Linked DNA regions of Homo sapiens: region 2 is linked to region 1. Evidence: read pairs that join two places in POLR2A ChIA-PET (ENCODE). Cell type or tissue: Caco-2. All regions are shown on one strand. Links, peaks and the distances in the headings refer to the core of each region. The heading gives the core; the rest is flanking DNA.

Region 1 (7,747 bases), core at 1,853-6,852:
CATTTTCATCTTCCCTAACTGCAACTCTGTACCCATTAAACACTAGCTCCCCATTCTTGCCTCGCCACATCCCCTCCTAACAGCTCCTACCAACCACCATTCTACTTTCTGTCTCTGTAAATTTGCCTATTCTAGGTATCACATAGAATAATTGTTCTTTCATGTCTGACTTGTTTCACTTATGATGTAAAGGGGAGTCTATTTAAAGAGAAAACATCAGGCTAGGTGCAGTGGCTCATGCCTGTAATCCCAACACTTTGGGAGGCCAAAGTGGGTGGATCACTTGAGGTCAGGAGTTCAAGACCAGCCTGGCCAACATGGCAAAACCCTGTCTCTATTTAAAATACAAAAACTAGCTAAGTGTGGTGGCGCACACCTGTAATCCCAGCTACTTGGGAGGCTGAGACAGGAGAATCACTTGAACCCAGGAGGAGGAGTTTGCAGTGAGCCAAGATTGTGCCACTGCACTCCAGCCTGGGCAACAGAGCAAGACTCCATCTCAAAAAAATACAAATAAATAAATAGAAAACATTAAAATATATTAGAATTTAGGATGTCTGCAGATGTGGCAATGGTACAGGGTGACTAAAGATGGAAATTCAACAGGCTGTGAGAACAGAGGACTTCTCCCTCATCTCTGTCTGTGGGGATAACTAGATCTGCTAATCTGTGAAATTCAGGACACACGTTGGGAACAGGAGAAAGAGGAGGTGGAAAAGGGGTCAAATGCAAGCTCCCCATCCAAAGAACCAAGCAGGTGCCACTGAGCTCTCCTGGGAGCCTTAGTGCTCCCAGGCCTTTGACACAGGGCTAGCCATCTGCTCTGTACACACCTGACAAACAGCTGATAGGTGGCCCATCTGTGGGCTGCATTAGAAGCCTGCTGGTGCCATTTTCTCACACTTATCTGACTGGTGTGGGAAAATGGCACCAGCAGGCTTGGAATGTGCCCAAACAAAGCCATCCAAGGGACCTCGTACTGTTGTGGATCCATATACATCCCAGAAACCAAGTAGAACCCAATGACTAGATGTCCCATATCTGAAGGTTCTGAGTCAGCAGCAGTGATAATACTTAGGGCAGGATCTGTGCAGTGAAAAGACTGAGATTGGGAAATCCCCAGGGACTTGGGCTGAAAACAAAGCCATTTCCAGAACAGAGAGGGAGCCAATCTCCCTGGAGGACTGAGGTCCTTGCAGAGAATCCTCACTCAAGGTTGCAGTAGGCAGACTCCTCATATTAGTCCGTTTTCGCACTGCTGATAAAGACATACCCGAGACCGGGAAGAAAGAGAGGTTTAATTGGACTTACAGTTCCATATGGCTGGGGAGGCCTCAGAATCATGGTGGGAAATGAAAGGCACTTCTTACATGGCAGCAGCAAGGGAATATGGGAAAGAAGCAAAAGCAGAAACCCCTGATAAACCCATCAGATCTTGTGAGACTTATTCACTATCCCGAAAATAGCACAGGAAAGACGGGCCCCCATGATTCAATTACCTCCTCCTAGGCCCCTCCCACAACACATGGGAATTCTAGGAGATACAATTCAAGTTCAGATTTGGGTGGGGACACGGCAAACCATATCACTCCTACCACTATGGTCTCTAGGCACAATGATCCAGAAATACTGGGATGTGAGATTTCTCTCCAAGGAGCACGTTCATTGCCAGGGATGGGCCCTCGTGCTGAGTGGCCCTGTGTGCCCCAGGCCTGTGGAAGGTGCTACTGCTCCATCTGTGCCTTGGATACCTCCATGCAGCCCAGCCCTGCAAACCAATTGATTATCCTTCCTGATTCAGTTGATCTCTAACTAGCAGCCAGGCCTCACTCAATGGTGCGGTTCACTGGATGTCATCTGCTAATCTCACACGCTATAAAGCCTTGAGAGAAGGGATCACTCTGTTCTCTTCCCACTTTGTACCTTCAGTATCTAGCACAGTACTCCATAGATAATAGTAGCTCGTTAAATATTTGTGAATAAATCAGTATATACATGATCATCAATCCTGATGTGTTTTATTGAATGTCTTTCTTTTATAGTTTTTTTGTTTGTTTTTTTGAGACAGGATCTCCCTCCCTCACCTAGGTTACAGTATAGTGGCGAAATCGTGGCTCCCTGCAGCCTCAACCTCCCAGGTTCAAGCGGTCCTCGCACCTCAGCCTCCTGAGTAGCTGAGACAACAGGTATGCACTACCATGCCAGGCTTTTGTTTTGTTTTGTTTTGTTTTGTTTAGAGACAGGATCTCACTATGTTGCCCAGGCTGGTCTCAAACTCCTGGGCTGAAGTGATCTGCCTGCCTCAGCCTCCCAAAGTGTTGGGACTACAAGTGTGAGCCACCATGCCTGGCCCCCCCATTGTGTTCTTTCAAGATTTGTACCTATACACGTGTGTAATACACACCACACATCTTTACATACATATATGTATAATTTGTTAGCTTTATGATTTTAAAAATCCAGAATCTTGTGATGTTTCTGGAGAAAAAAATTCATATTTTAATATATAATTTGCATTTGCATTGCTAGAGGACTATTTACCAACTCCTAAAGTCAGTACATCTGAAAACAGAATGTGTCATGGAAAATAATTCTCTTTTAAAAATTCACAGCAATTAGGACATATCTTATTTTGAAAACGGAAACATGCTGTGTTCACGCCTGTAATCCCAGCACTTTGGGAGACCCAGACAGGTGGATCAGTTGAAGTCAGCAGTTCAAAACCAGCCTGGCCAACATGGCAAAACCCCATCTCTATTAAAAATGTGAAAATTAGCCGGGCATGGTGGTGCGCGCCTGTAATCCCAGCTACTCTGGAGGCTGAGGCAGGAGAATCGCTTAAACCTGAGAGGCGGAGGTTGCAGTGAGCTGAGATCATGCCACTGCACTCCAGCCTGGGTGACAGAGCGAGACTCTGTCTCAAAAAAAAAAAAAAAAAAGAAAGAAAGAAAAAGAAAAGTAAAAGGAAACAATTCAAGTGTGAATGGAGTCATAGTGGAAAAAAAGAGTTCCAGCCAAATTCTTTTCTATGCAGCATTCCCTGTGGGCAAACATCTCTTAATGAGAGGAATTCCTACTTTCCCAAGTCAAGAACTTGCTGCTCCAAGTTGCTAATATTATAGTAGTTCTATATTTTATATCAACTCCTGGATCTTTTTCTGGGTTGGGAAGTCCTTCTGGTGTCATGGGTAATCTAAACACTAATGAATAGAGCAGGTAGGATGCTGAGACCTTCAGGGGTAAAAAGCAATTTTTAAATATACATCTAAGTTTATTTTTTTTGTTTTGTTTTTGTTTTTGTTTTTGAGACAGAATGTCACTCTGTTGCCCAGGCTGGAGTGCAATGGTGCAATCTCAGCTCACTGCAGCCTCCGCCTCCCAGGTTCAAGTGATTCTCCTGCCTCAGCCTCCCGAGTAGCTGAGATTACAGACGCCTGCCACCACACCCAGCTAATTTTTGTATTTTTTAGTAGAGACGAGGTTTCATCATGTTGGCCAGGCTGGTCTTGAACTGCTGGCCTCAAATGATCCACCCGCCTCAACCCCCTAAAAGGTACTGGGATTACAGGCAATGAGCCACCGCGGCCAGCCTAAACATACATCTAAGTTTAGATGGAAATGTGTACTTAAAACAACAATAGATGAATAAAAAGCCACCCAAGCTTAGGCAAAATGGAAAATGTTATTTGCCATCGGAAGCCTTCCACGTCATATGTATATTTATATATGCTGTAGACAAATTTTTATGACACTTGTGAGCAGTGATGCAGATAAGAGGGCAGTGGCCAAGGACGGGGCGGTCACATACCCCAGCCCCGGCTGGGGTATGTGAACCCGCATACTAGGGTATGTGACCATGCAGCCCCTTGCCCTGTAGGCCTACACCCCAGGACGGGCCTTTGAGGCCCTCCAGGATGAAGCTGGTTAATCATTCACTCTGCTCCCAGGGTGAGGTAATCCAGTCTCCCCAGGGAGAGGTGAAACTTGCGGGTAAACCAGCCCAGCCTGCACTGCAGGGCTGACGTCACCGTCACTGAGCTAGCGAGCTAGTGGAGGTTGCTGCTGGCCAGGCCACGGGTGGGTGGGGAACCTGCGGTCGGGGGTGGGTATGGGGAGTGGAAGGTTGGGGAGGGTTCTCTTGAGCTGAGGGCACATTCCTGACTAAATTCACCCCGAGGCTGCTCTGGTGGAAACCACCAGCTGGTCCCAGGGCCCTGGTGCTGCAGAAAGAACGGCAGGCTGAAGGAAAGAGATCTGTGAGGGCTCCTCCACCTAGTGTGAGGGCCACTTGGTGGAACGGGGCAGCAGGGTGGAGGGGAGTGACTCTGTAGATGGTGAGAACATGGGAAATCCTGCGGAGAAAGCCCTGATTTAGGAGGCTACAGACCCTTAGTCCTGGCTCTGCCATACCACGCCCCATGCCCTGCTGGGCGCCTTCCACCCCCATTCCCCAAATAAGGACAGACCATACGTTCCTTGGTGCCCTCTCTGTGCTTTTAAGTGCCAGCTTCTTACATAGATGATCTCATTTCATCTTCAGAACAACCCCAAGAGATGGCTGTGAGGATCAACCACATGTGAGAGGTGGGGAAGCTGAGGCAGGAGCAGTGGGTACTTACCACGGATTACCCAGCAGTCAAGGCTGACTGAGGACCTTAACCCAGGCAGGCTGACTCTGGCACCCGCAGCCACAATGCCATCCTGCCTGGGTCCCAGCTGACCTCTTCTGGGACCTGTCCCCCCCACCCTCCCCCGTCTGGCATCTCATATCCTCCTCCTTCCTCTCTGCCTTTTCATATCCAATTCCTTGGAAGCCCTAGTTCTCAGAGAGGAAGGCTTATGAAGCGTTGATTCACACAGCTTCCCCATCCAGCCCAAGGGTATAATGAAAAGGAAAAGCCAATCAGTAGCAAAGAGGTCAACCTTTTGCCCATTGATTAGAGCTAAAGGTCCTCAGCCTTGCCAGAGGTCACCAATCAGAGGTTCAAAGATGATAATTAGTGGTCATCAATTTCTTGATGAGGTATCAGGTAGATGCATTCATTTATTCGATAAATTGTTTATTGGATGTCTTCAGTGGGATACACATTGTGAGCAAAGCAGGCAAAATGCCATGCCCTCACGGAGTGTTCATTTTAGTGGGGGGAGAAAGACAATTACAAACAGCAAAAATAGATAAATATTTTGTGTGTCTGAGCATGATAAATGCTATGGAGAAAAATAAAACCAAGAAAGAAGATAGGAAGGCGGGCAGGGCTAGGGTGGGCAATGGGTTACAATTATTTTTGTGTTTTTTTTTATTATTATTATACTTTAAGTTATAGGGTACATGTGCACAACATGCAGGTTTGTTTCACAGGTATACATGTGCCATGTTGGTTTGCTGCACCCATCAACTCGTCATTTACATTAGGTATTTCTCCTAATGCTATCCCTCCCCCAGCCTCCCACTCTCCTTTTGTTGCTGTTTTTTTTTTTTTTTTAAGAGACTGGGTCTTGCTGGGCATGGTGGCTCACGCTTGTAATCCCAGCACTTTGGGAGGCTGAGGCGGGTGGATCACGAGGTCAAGAGATCGAGACCATCCTGGCCAACATGGTGAAACCTCATCTCTACTAAAAATACAACAATTAGCTGGGCATGGTGGTGGGTGCCTGTAATCTCAGCTACTTGGGAGGCTGAGACAGGAGAATTGCTTGAACCTGGGAGGTGGAGGTTGCAGTGAGCTGAGATCGCACCATTGCACTCCAGCCTGGGCAAAGAGTGAAACTCCATCTCAAAAAAAAAAAAAAAAAAGAGAGAGAGACTGGGTCTCGCTCTGTTGCCCAGGCTGGAGCGTAGTGGTGCAGTCATAGCATACTACAGCCTTTCTCTCCTGGGCTCAAGCCATCCTCCTGCCTCAGCCTCTTGAGTAGCGAGGAGTACAAGCGTGCGCCACCATGACTTAAGTTTGTTTTGTTGTTTTTTGAGACGGAGTCTCGCTCTGTTGCCCAGGCTGGAGTGCAGTGGCACAGTCTTGGTTCACTGCAGCCTCTGCCTCCTGGTTCAAGCGATTCTCTTGCCTCAGCCTCCTGAGTAGCTGGGTCTACAGGTGTGCACCACCACGCCCAGCTAATTTTTGTATTTTTAGTAGAGACAGGGTTTTACCATGTTGGCTAGACTGGTCTTGAACTCCTGGCCTCAAGTGATCTGCTTCCCTCAGCCTCCCAAAGTGCTGGGATTACAGGCATGAGCCACTGTGCCCAGCCCTTGCTAACTTTTAAAAATTTTTTGTAGAGACCGGAGTCTCCCTATGTTGACCAGGCTGGTCTCAAACTCTCGGCCTCAAGCGATCCTCCTTAGGCCTCCTAAAGTGCTAGGATTACAGGTGTGAGCCAAGACCGGAGTCTCCCTATGTTGACCAGGCTGGTCTCAAACTCTCGGCCTCAAGCGATCCTCCTTAGGCCTCCTAAAGTGCTAGGATTACAGGTGTGAGCCGCTGTGCCCAGCCTGTTTTTAAGATGGGAGAAATTATAATACGTTTATATGCCAATGTAAATAATCAAGTAAAAAGGAAATTTTTGAGAAGGGAGAGAGTTGCTGGAGCACTGTCCTTGGGTAGGCGAGATGGGAGGGGATTTAGTGCACAAGCGGAGGGGTTAGCCTCAGCCAGGAGCTCAGCCAGTCATCTGCAGTAACAGGAGAGAAGGCAGAGGGTTTAGGCGTGGAGGCTGGTAGGCGGGTGGGTGCAGGGGTGAGACATTGGAGGGAGTCCTCATCTGGTCGCTTCCATTTTCTCAGTGAACTAAGAGGCAAGATCCTCCACCAAGTGAGAAGTGGAAAGCAGATGAAGTTTTGATGAGAGAGAAGGTATAAAATATTCCTCTGAGAAAACAAGAGGGTGAGTCAACTTGGGAAAGGTAGTATGATTGTCAGGTAACACTAGGGCCCACATGAAATTCATGATCAATAATTTAGAGAAGCGTTTCTCAATCTCAGCACTGTTGACATTTTAGGCCAGTTAAGTGTTTGTTGTGGGGAGCTGGCCTGTGAGCTACAGGATGCTTAACACGGCTGGGCTCTCTACCCACTAAATACCTGTAGCACCTACCCTCAGGTGTGATAATAAAAATGTCTCCAAACACTGATGTCCCTGACAGGGGCGGTGGCGGTGGGGGTGGTGGGGGGTGCCAGGTACAAAGCTGCTCCCTACAGAGAACCACCAATTTAGACTGAGAACAGTCAATGTGTCTGTTAATCAGCGCAGGTGCATACTCAGAACGGACAGAGGGTTGGATTTTATCAAGATTGTGGTTCTGCCAAGTGAGAAACACAAAGCAAAAGGGGCCAAGAGAGTTCAGGGTTTCTGAAAGAAAGTGATTGTAATGTCCGATCATAGAATGTAATCTGGGTAAAGAGGGGAGAGAAAACTTGAAGGGATGAGGGACAGAGAAAAGACAGAATGGTCAGTGGATTAGATATCCCTGTGAAACTGAAGGAGTGCTGGAGTTGTAATTCCACAGAGGTGAGCTATAAAAACGAGAGGCAGTGGCCAGAGTGAAATTGAGAATATTAAGGTGTTCAGTGTCTGGTAATGACAAGGATTAAGAGATGACCAAGGGAGTCTACAGTTGAATTAATGTGGAGGACAAGCCCCCTGAAGTCTTAACAAAGGGATTTTCAGTCACATCCTTGATTCATCTTTAGACAATGTTTCCTGACAGTGCCCTGGATCTTCTCTTTGCCTGGAAATGATTTCTTTTGTTTTAA
Region 2 (7,747 bases), core at 1,207-6,206, 1.5 Mb before region 1:
TTACTGCTTTACTTCTCAGAGGACAATCTTATTTTCTAGGACTCATGTATTAGCAATTAGAAAACTGGTAAAATGCCATGTGGGTTCAATGTTACCAACTTTCCTTCCCCACTTTAGAGACTAAAGGGCTGTTGCTCTTATGGACTCATGACCAAATTGTCGAGGAAGAGGGATCCTGAATGCAAGGTACGGATGTTGGGGATGCAGAGGAGAAGGGAACCAAAATAGGAGTTACTAGTAAGTGCTCATCATCATAAAAAGCAGTAGATCACACTGTGGGATATTTTACTCCCTAGGAGACATTTGGTCATACCTGAGGAAGTTTCGGGTTGTCACAACTAAGAGGCTGTTATTGGCATCTAGTTGGTAGAGGCCAGGGATGTTGCTAAGTATCCTACAATGCACAGGACATCTCCCCACAACAAAGAATTATCCAGCCCAGGATAACAATAGTACTAAAATTGATGACTGATATAAGGTGATGCAAAGCACCTTACATGGATTATTTTATTAATAGTTGCAATGACTCTATGAGGTAGGAACAATAGAAAATCTCTTTAATAGACTTTCACTAACTCAACTTATTAATCAAATTAACGGATGTTCGCTGCCTCTTCCATAAAACATATGCAGTGATGTTTATGGTCACAAAATGTTCAAGGCTGGCCACTCTCTGGGATGCCTGTGCACTTCTGCTTCATCACTAGAACTGTACTTACCAAGTTGCTTTTAGTAATGGACCTTGTAATTTTTTATTATTGTAATTATGTATTTTAGTCACATATTACATAAATCAGAGTTTCCCAATTTTTTTTTTTTTTGAGACAGAGTCTTGCTCTCTTCCCCAGGCTGGAGTGCAATGGCATGATCTTGGCTCACTGCAGCCTCCACCTCCTGGGTTCAAGCGATTCTCCTGCCTCAGCCTCCCAAGTAGCTGGGCGTGCACCATCATGCCAGGCTAAGTTTTCTATTTTAGTAGAGATGAGGTTTCACTATGTTGGCCAGGCTGATCTGGAACTCCTGACCTCAGCTGATCCGCCCACTTCAGCCTCCCAAAGTGCTAGGATAATAGGCATAAGCCACCGCACCTGGCCCCAAGAGTTTCCCAATCTTGGCACTGACATAAATGAATGAAATGAGTGCAAAGATAAAGAGAGTTTTTCTATGATAGCATAGTCTCATGTGGCAGAGACTGGCTATGTCCTCACAAACCTGTCTCCTCTAATTGCTGGGCACAGAGTTGGACTACATTTCCCAGAACCCTTTGCATTGGATGGGACTATGTCTCTACTTTTCTTACCAAGGGACTGTGAGCAGAAGTGGTATGCTTCCACTTCTTATCTTCCAGGCTGAGGTAGTTAGTTAAGAGCGAGTGTGCCTTCATCGTCCTTCGCCTCTTTCTTTCCCCTTCTTCTCACTTGATGCATTCAAAAGCAGTAACCTTGGAAGCCACATATGGAAGATTGCAGAGCCAAAAATGAAGGGCCTACACATCCCTGAATCATGCTTGGAGGAGAGCCACTCATCAATTAGGAGCACCTGCTTTGGCCTCTATGTGAATAAGAAACTTCCATTGTTCTTGAATTGCTATACATTTCTGGGTTTGATTGTTAGAGTAAATAGTGTTTTCTTAAAAAAAAAAACACAACAGGGTTGAAAGTTTTGGAAATACTTGTAAAAGTGAGTCCCTCAAAATTCACAATTAAATTAGGTGTGGAGGCCAGGCGCAATGGCTCATGCCTGTAAACTCAGTACTTTGGGAGGCTGAGGCGGGCGGATCACCTGAGGTCAGGAGTTTTAGACCAGCCTGGCCAACATGGTGAAACCCTGTCTCTACTAAAAATACAAAAGAAAATTAACGGGGTGTGGTGGTGGCTGCCTGTAATCCCAGCTATTCGGGAGGCTGAGATAGAAGAACCTCTTGAACCCAGGAGTTGGAGGTTGCAGTGAGCTGAGACCGCGCTGCCGCATTCCAGCCTGGGTGACAGAGCGAGACTCCATCTCAAAAAAAAAAAAAAAAAAAAAAAAAGAAACAAACAAACAAAAAATTAGTTGTGGGAGAGACAATGGTAAAATATTGGGATATTGGGAACGAAGTCATAAGCATCTAAAAGAATTTTACTTTTCTATTTATTTTTAAGAGTCTTTAAGCTCTGGTTTCATTTTGAGGAAATCATTGACTATGCATTGCTGGCATGGCTTGTGGAAGGAAACCATCTTGGATTCTAATCAGCAAACCCAAAAGGCCCAGCCTTACATCAAAGGATTGACCTGTATTCATGTGCATTTAGCTATTTTAAGTTGAAACTCAAGGTTTAAAGTAAATATATATCATTTTTTATGATGTCTGGCTTTAACTAATTTTTTAAAATAAACTACTTACCACTAGTGTCGATCCCATTGAGTGAGAGAACTTCTAGAGCTCTGCCAATTTACAAAGGAGGAATCTGGGGTTCCAGAAGGTATGGTGACTTTCCCAAATCACATGGATAGCAGGTGGCCCAGCCAGCATTTACTCTAGGCTCCCACTTCCCCAATGTTACTCGTGGTGTCTTTTTTTCCTCTTGGGAACTCTGGGAATACTGAGCCAAAGGCCATGATCTCTGTATCTGATGGAGAAGCCAGTTCTGGCTTCCAGAGGCTTGTTACAAACAATGGGTAGCAAATGCTCCCAAGGAAGTTGCTCATTTGGCAAATGCTTTAGTTTTTAGGGGTACTTAACTGCATGAAAAATAGAGCCAAGGAGCACAGACCCTGGCTCTGTGTCAGTCCTGCTCAGAGATCCCAATGCAGGCTCCACCTCAATGCAACTGGTGTCTCCATCCCTGCGATGCTATAGCCACCAGTCTTCGGGAAATGCTCCCGATCTCAGGCTCCCTCTCACTGTCCCAGAACTTTCTTTATGGTTCACAAACACATTAAGCACATTATCTTGTTTAAGTCTCTCAACCACCCTGTAAGTTAGGCAGGGCAGATTTAACCTCATCTTATAGAACGTTGAAGCTGAGAGAGGTTTCATTATTTTCTGAAGTCCCATGGTTGCTATGTGGTAGGGTTAGAAAGGAAATATCAACACAGGTTTTTTATTTCCCAGTTCTGCCACACCAAGTGAACTTCAGCCACCACATCAAATCCTGTCACCCTACAACCCTGTGCGCCTTCAGCAGAGGCAGCTTGGAGCCCTAGTGAGAGAAGGCCTTTGGCAGCGGCCAGTCCTGTTTTGAGCCAGGGCTCTGACTCTTATCAGCCTGAGCTGTGGTTTCTTCATCTTTTACGTGGACGTGGGTAAACATATCAACTCATTCATGAATGGTGAAGACTGTGTACATATTTGGTGAAAGTCATGATTGCAGTGCCTGGCTCACAGTAAATGTTCCATCACTGCTTACCCCCCCCACCCATCTGCTCTCTACAGTTTGTGTTGTATCTGTACCCACCTAAGTGCTGATGTCTGTGCCTGCACCTGTACATTGCATTCTGCCCCTACAACTGACTAGATGCTGGGCTTCTTCTGCCTGGATGGAAGCTTCCCAAGAGCAGGGACCATGACTCCTTCATGAAAAATGCTGTGAGATGGCTTCTTTCCTTGACCAGGAGCCAGGAGATCTGGATTCCAATCTTGTGTTACTTTCTTCCTCTGAGCCTCAATTTCCCGTTTGTAAAGTGAGGGAGTTTGACTAGATGCTCTCTAAAGTCCTTTTGAATGATGATGATCCATGGTTTCTAGATCTCTCACATCAGACTGGAAGCTCCCTGAAGCCAGAGGAACAGTGGCTGCCTCACCCCCTGGATATTTCCACCCCAGAAAGGGCTCTGCGTATTCACAAGCCTTTAAGTGCACAGCACTGTGTGCCAAGCATGGTGCTACCATCTTGGGAGAGACACAAGGAACAGAAAACAGTTCTTCCCCCCAGGAGTCCTGCCTGCCACACTTATTGAGGAGACAATACAAACACAAATTAAAAAGCTGAAGATCCTAGCTCAAGCCCTGGGCATCTCTCCACTGGAGAAATACAAACAACCTCCTAACAGACCTTCTTGCTTCTCATATCCCTCCTTGCCAGTTCATTATCTCAACTATACAAAAGTCTAAGACTGATCAGCTCACCTGCCTCAAAGCCTTTCATGGCCCCCTGTGTCTTTCCAGTGACAATCTGAACTCATTAGCATGATACCAAACCCTCTGCTATCAGGTCTCTGCCTTCCCGGCAGGGTTCCAATCATGATCACTTTTCAATGGCAACCTGGACTCTGGACATTTGGCACCACCTCCCCTCATCCCATTCCTCACCTCTACCCCAGTAAGCCCGGCCAAACTTTGCAACCACCATGACTCACTTGATTAGCTTAGGTACAATCTGATGACATCTCTTTTACTTCTCTCATTTCAACATTTGAGCCTGAGGTGCCCTTATCAGCAAGAATTTCAGGATCTTTCTGGTAAGGCCTCTCATCTCCCTCTACTCTCTGGTACACAATTGCCCAACAACTTGGGGGTTTGCGTAATCCAAAGAGATTAGTGTGTGAAGGAAGGGAAAATATAGGAAAGAACAGAGCCCTGCCGAATAAAGTGGGGCAGGTTTCCTGGAGAAAGAGACTTTCATCAGGATTTAGACACATATGAGAACTTGGGCAGGTAGTTTGTGTTGGCAACGGGGATGGGCAGACCCCTGAATATAGGAGCAATACCCAAGAGGTGAAAAGAAGCAGCATCCCTGGGTCAGACTACAGTGACCTCAAGTTGATAAATTCCAGTCTGGTAAGACTCTCAGGAAATGGGTGAACTCATTCAGTGCTGATAATGTTTCAGATTGGTATAGTCCTAGAGAGCCATAAACATAGTCTTGCTTTTGACAAGTAATCTTGCTCATGAAAATTTATGCTAAGGAAATAATTCAATTGAACACCAAAAACTCTGAACAACAATATTCATAGAGGCATTCTTTAAACTAGGGAAAATTTGGAAGCAGTCTGAAATTCAACAGTAGGAGTTGATTAAATGTAATATGAAGTGGCCATATAATGAAGTGTTGGGAAGACATTAAAAATTATACTTAAAGCCAGGTGCAGTGGCTCACACCTGTAATCCCAGCACTTTGGGAGGCCGAGGTGGGCGGATCACTCGAGGCTAGGGGTTCGAGTCCAGCCTGGTCAACATGGTGAAACCCCATCTCTATTAAAAATACAAAATTAGCCAGGCGTGGTGGTATGTGCCTGTAATCCCAGCTACTTGGGATGCTGAGGCAGATGAATCACTTGAACCCAGGAGGCGGAGGCTTCAGTGAGCTGAGATTGTGCCACTGCACTCTAGCTTGGACAGCAGAACAAGACTCTGTCTCAAAAAAAAAATTAAAAATGATACTTAAGATTTGTATTATTCAAAAACAATTCAGCAAATATTGATGGAGATGTTCATGGGGTTAGTTTCTTCCAAGGCCACTGTCCTTGGCTTGCAGATGACTGTCTCTTTCCTGTGTCTTCATGTGATCTTCCCTCTGTGTCCGTTTCCTGGTCTCCTTTTCTTCTAAGGACACCAGTAATATTGGATTGGGCCTGCCGTAATGACTTCATTTTAACTTAATCCCCTCTTTAAAGGCCCTGTCTCCAAATAGAGTCACATTCTGAGGTACTGTCAGTTGGGACTTCAACATATGAATTTGAAGGAACATAGCTCAGTCTCTAACAAGATTTTCTGTCTGGGACTGTGCTGTGGGTTTGTGGGACTAAGACATAAAGGACCCAACCACTGGTGGCCAACATCTGCAGACAAGGAAAAGGCTGTCTTTGATGGAAGGATGGAACTCTGACAGGGAAAGGCAGTGGTCTGCAGCAGTGTTTGCAGGGGACAATTAGGGAAAAGGTGGGAAGCAGGACACAGATCCCATTTGGTGGATATGGAGTGGTACTTGGATGGTGTACACACAGTACTCAAGGGCTATAATCAGGAAGTGCCTTATTTTGTCTCTCACTTTCCTTTAAAGTTTATTTACCTTGGAAAATTTCCTCCTCTGCTCCTGTATTAAAAAAATCACACAGTCTTCTGACTTTCTTTTTTTTTTTTTTTTTTTTGGGACGGAGTCTCGCTCTGTCACCCAGGCTGGAGTGCAATGGCAGCGATTCTCTTGCCTCAGCCTCCCAAGTAGCTGGAATTACCGGCATGCACCACCAAGCCTGGCTAATTTTTGTATTTTTAGTAGAGATGGGGTTTTGTCATGTTGGCTAGGCTGGTCTCAAACTCCTGACCTCAGGTGGTCCACCCACCTTGGCCTCCCAAAGTGTTGGGATTACAGGCATGAGCCACCGCACCCAGCCAGTCTTCTGACTTTGTATTCACTCTTAGGTAAGTCTTTCGGGTCATGTTAAGTTGTCAAACTCTGCCCCAATTTAGAAATTAAAATGTCAAGCCCCGTGTAATAATAAAAGTTTCCAACTTAAGCTATAGCCTTTTGTGTGGTTGGGGCTGCCAAGGTGGGCTGTTGGGGCTGCCAAGGTGGGCTGTCTGGGCAGGGGCCGGGCGATGGGCTTCTTCTCTCTTTGTGCTAACCTCCTCCCTCTACTCATTCTCCCTGTCTCTGCCTCTGTTTCTTGTCCCTATGGGATTGGGGTTGAAGGAGGGAAAAAAGATAGACTCTTCTTGTACACATATTATCTCTGTGGCTAGAACAGGATTCTCCAGCTCTTGGCTGGGGAGTGGTAACACTCCCTGGGCTGTGAGGGATAGAATGGCTTTGAACAGGCTTGTCAGTGGTGGACCAGTTGGCCAAGAGCCGAGAGACAAGGGAGTCATCACCCAAGACCTCCCGGCTGCCAAGGAGGTGACACAGCCTGCTCTGTGTTTTCTCAAATGGCCATCTTAACTTCAGCATGCTCCTAATCATGAATCATCTTGTGACTGCAGCTAGTTCTTACAAGAACCTTTCAAGGAAAGAAGTAAGCCAACTCCAACAGAAACTGCAATGAAAATTGATTGCGATTCTGGGTCCACATTTAATTTTACATTCTCCATGGAAGCTCTAGGAGACGTCAGAAGTGGTAATCCTCATGAAAGAGAAACAAGGTCAGCCTTTGTCTGACATCTCACAGTGGTTAGGCACCGGGGCCTGAATCTGCAGAACTTTGACCTGAGAGATGCTGAATTACTCACTTGAATGAGACTTTGTGGGGTTAAGAACAGGCTTTGGTGCCACAGACTTTAATTCTGATCCCATCTCTATATTAATTTGCTCTGTGTCTTTGAACAAGCCACCTAGCCTCTCTGGGCCTTAGTTTTATTTTATCTAGCAGATAATAAGTTTTCACTCATGAGGTTGTCATAAGGATTGCAACACACAAAATATACAAAAACATCTACCCAGTACCTGGTGCATGAAAGGTCTTAAATTAATTTTATATGCTTCCCCTATTAATGCTGAAATACAGTCTATTTCTTGGTCTGAATTAAGACCACAGTCATCTGAGATGTGGCTGGGTTAATTCCCCAGCAGTCCAGACCATGTTTAGATTTCTAGGACCTGAGGGTAACCCAAGTAACACTATGGGGAAGGATGCAGTTAGGGTTGTTTAGGCAGAGATGCTGCTCAAAGAATTTCTATTTCTCTTCTGGAACCTCCAGCTGCTCCTAGTGCCCTGAGCCGACTCAGCCCTGGATACCAGAAGGCTAACCCTCTAAATAAATGGAGTCCTGGTGGCCATTGGCTGTGTCCTTGGAGTTTTAGTCCTGGTGACCTTACCAGGAAAGGTACATTGC

Evidence for each region. ChIA-PET counts read pairs that join two places held together with the same protein. Peaks named below come from ENCODE experiments on the same cell type or tissue, not always from the same donor. Only the 100,000 strongest peaks of a DNase experiment are listed, where the experiment ranks them.
Region 2: POLR2A ChIA-PET joins it to region 1 with 5 read pairs; 1 of 35 experiments calls an interaction of 5 or more read pairs at or near these places.

The regions. Positions count from the first base shown.
Region 1 is chr1:202,031,237-202,038,983 of GRCh38, reverse strand. No RefSeq gene overlaps it. Among named protein-coding and RNA genes, the nearest start is that of ELF3, 25 kb to the right of the region's middle. In Caco-2, for the core only: no CTCF peak of the experiment used is centred there; a DNase peak (open chromatin) is centred at 4,003; H3K4me3 peaks cover 319 bases.
Region 2 is chr1:203,533,785-203,541,531 of GRCh38, reverse strand. No RefSeq gene overlaps it. Among named protein-coding and RNA genes, the nearest start is that of OPTC, 44 kb to the right of the region's middle. In Caco-2, for the core only: no CTCF peak of the experiment used is centred there; DNase peaks (open chromatin) are centred at 3,241 and 4,451.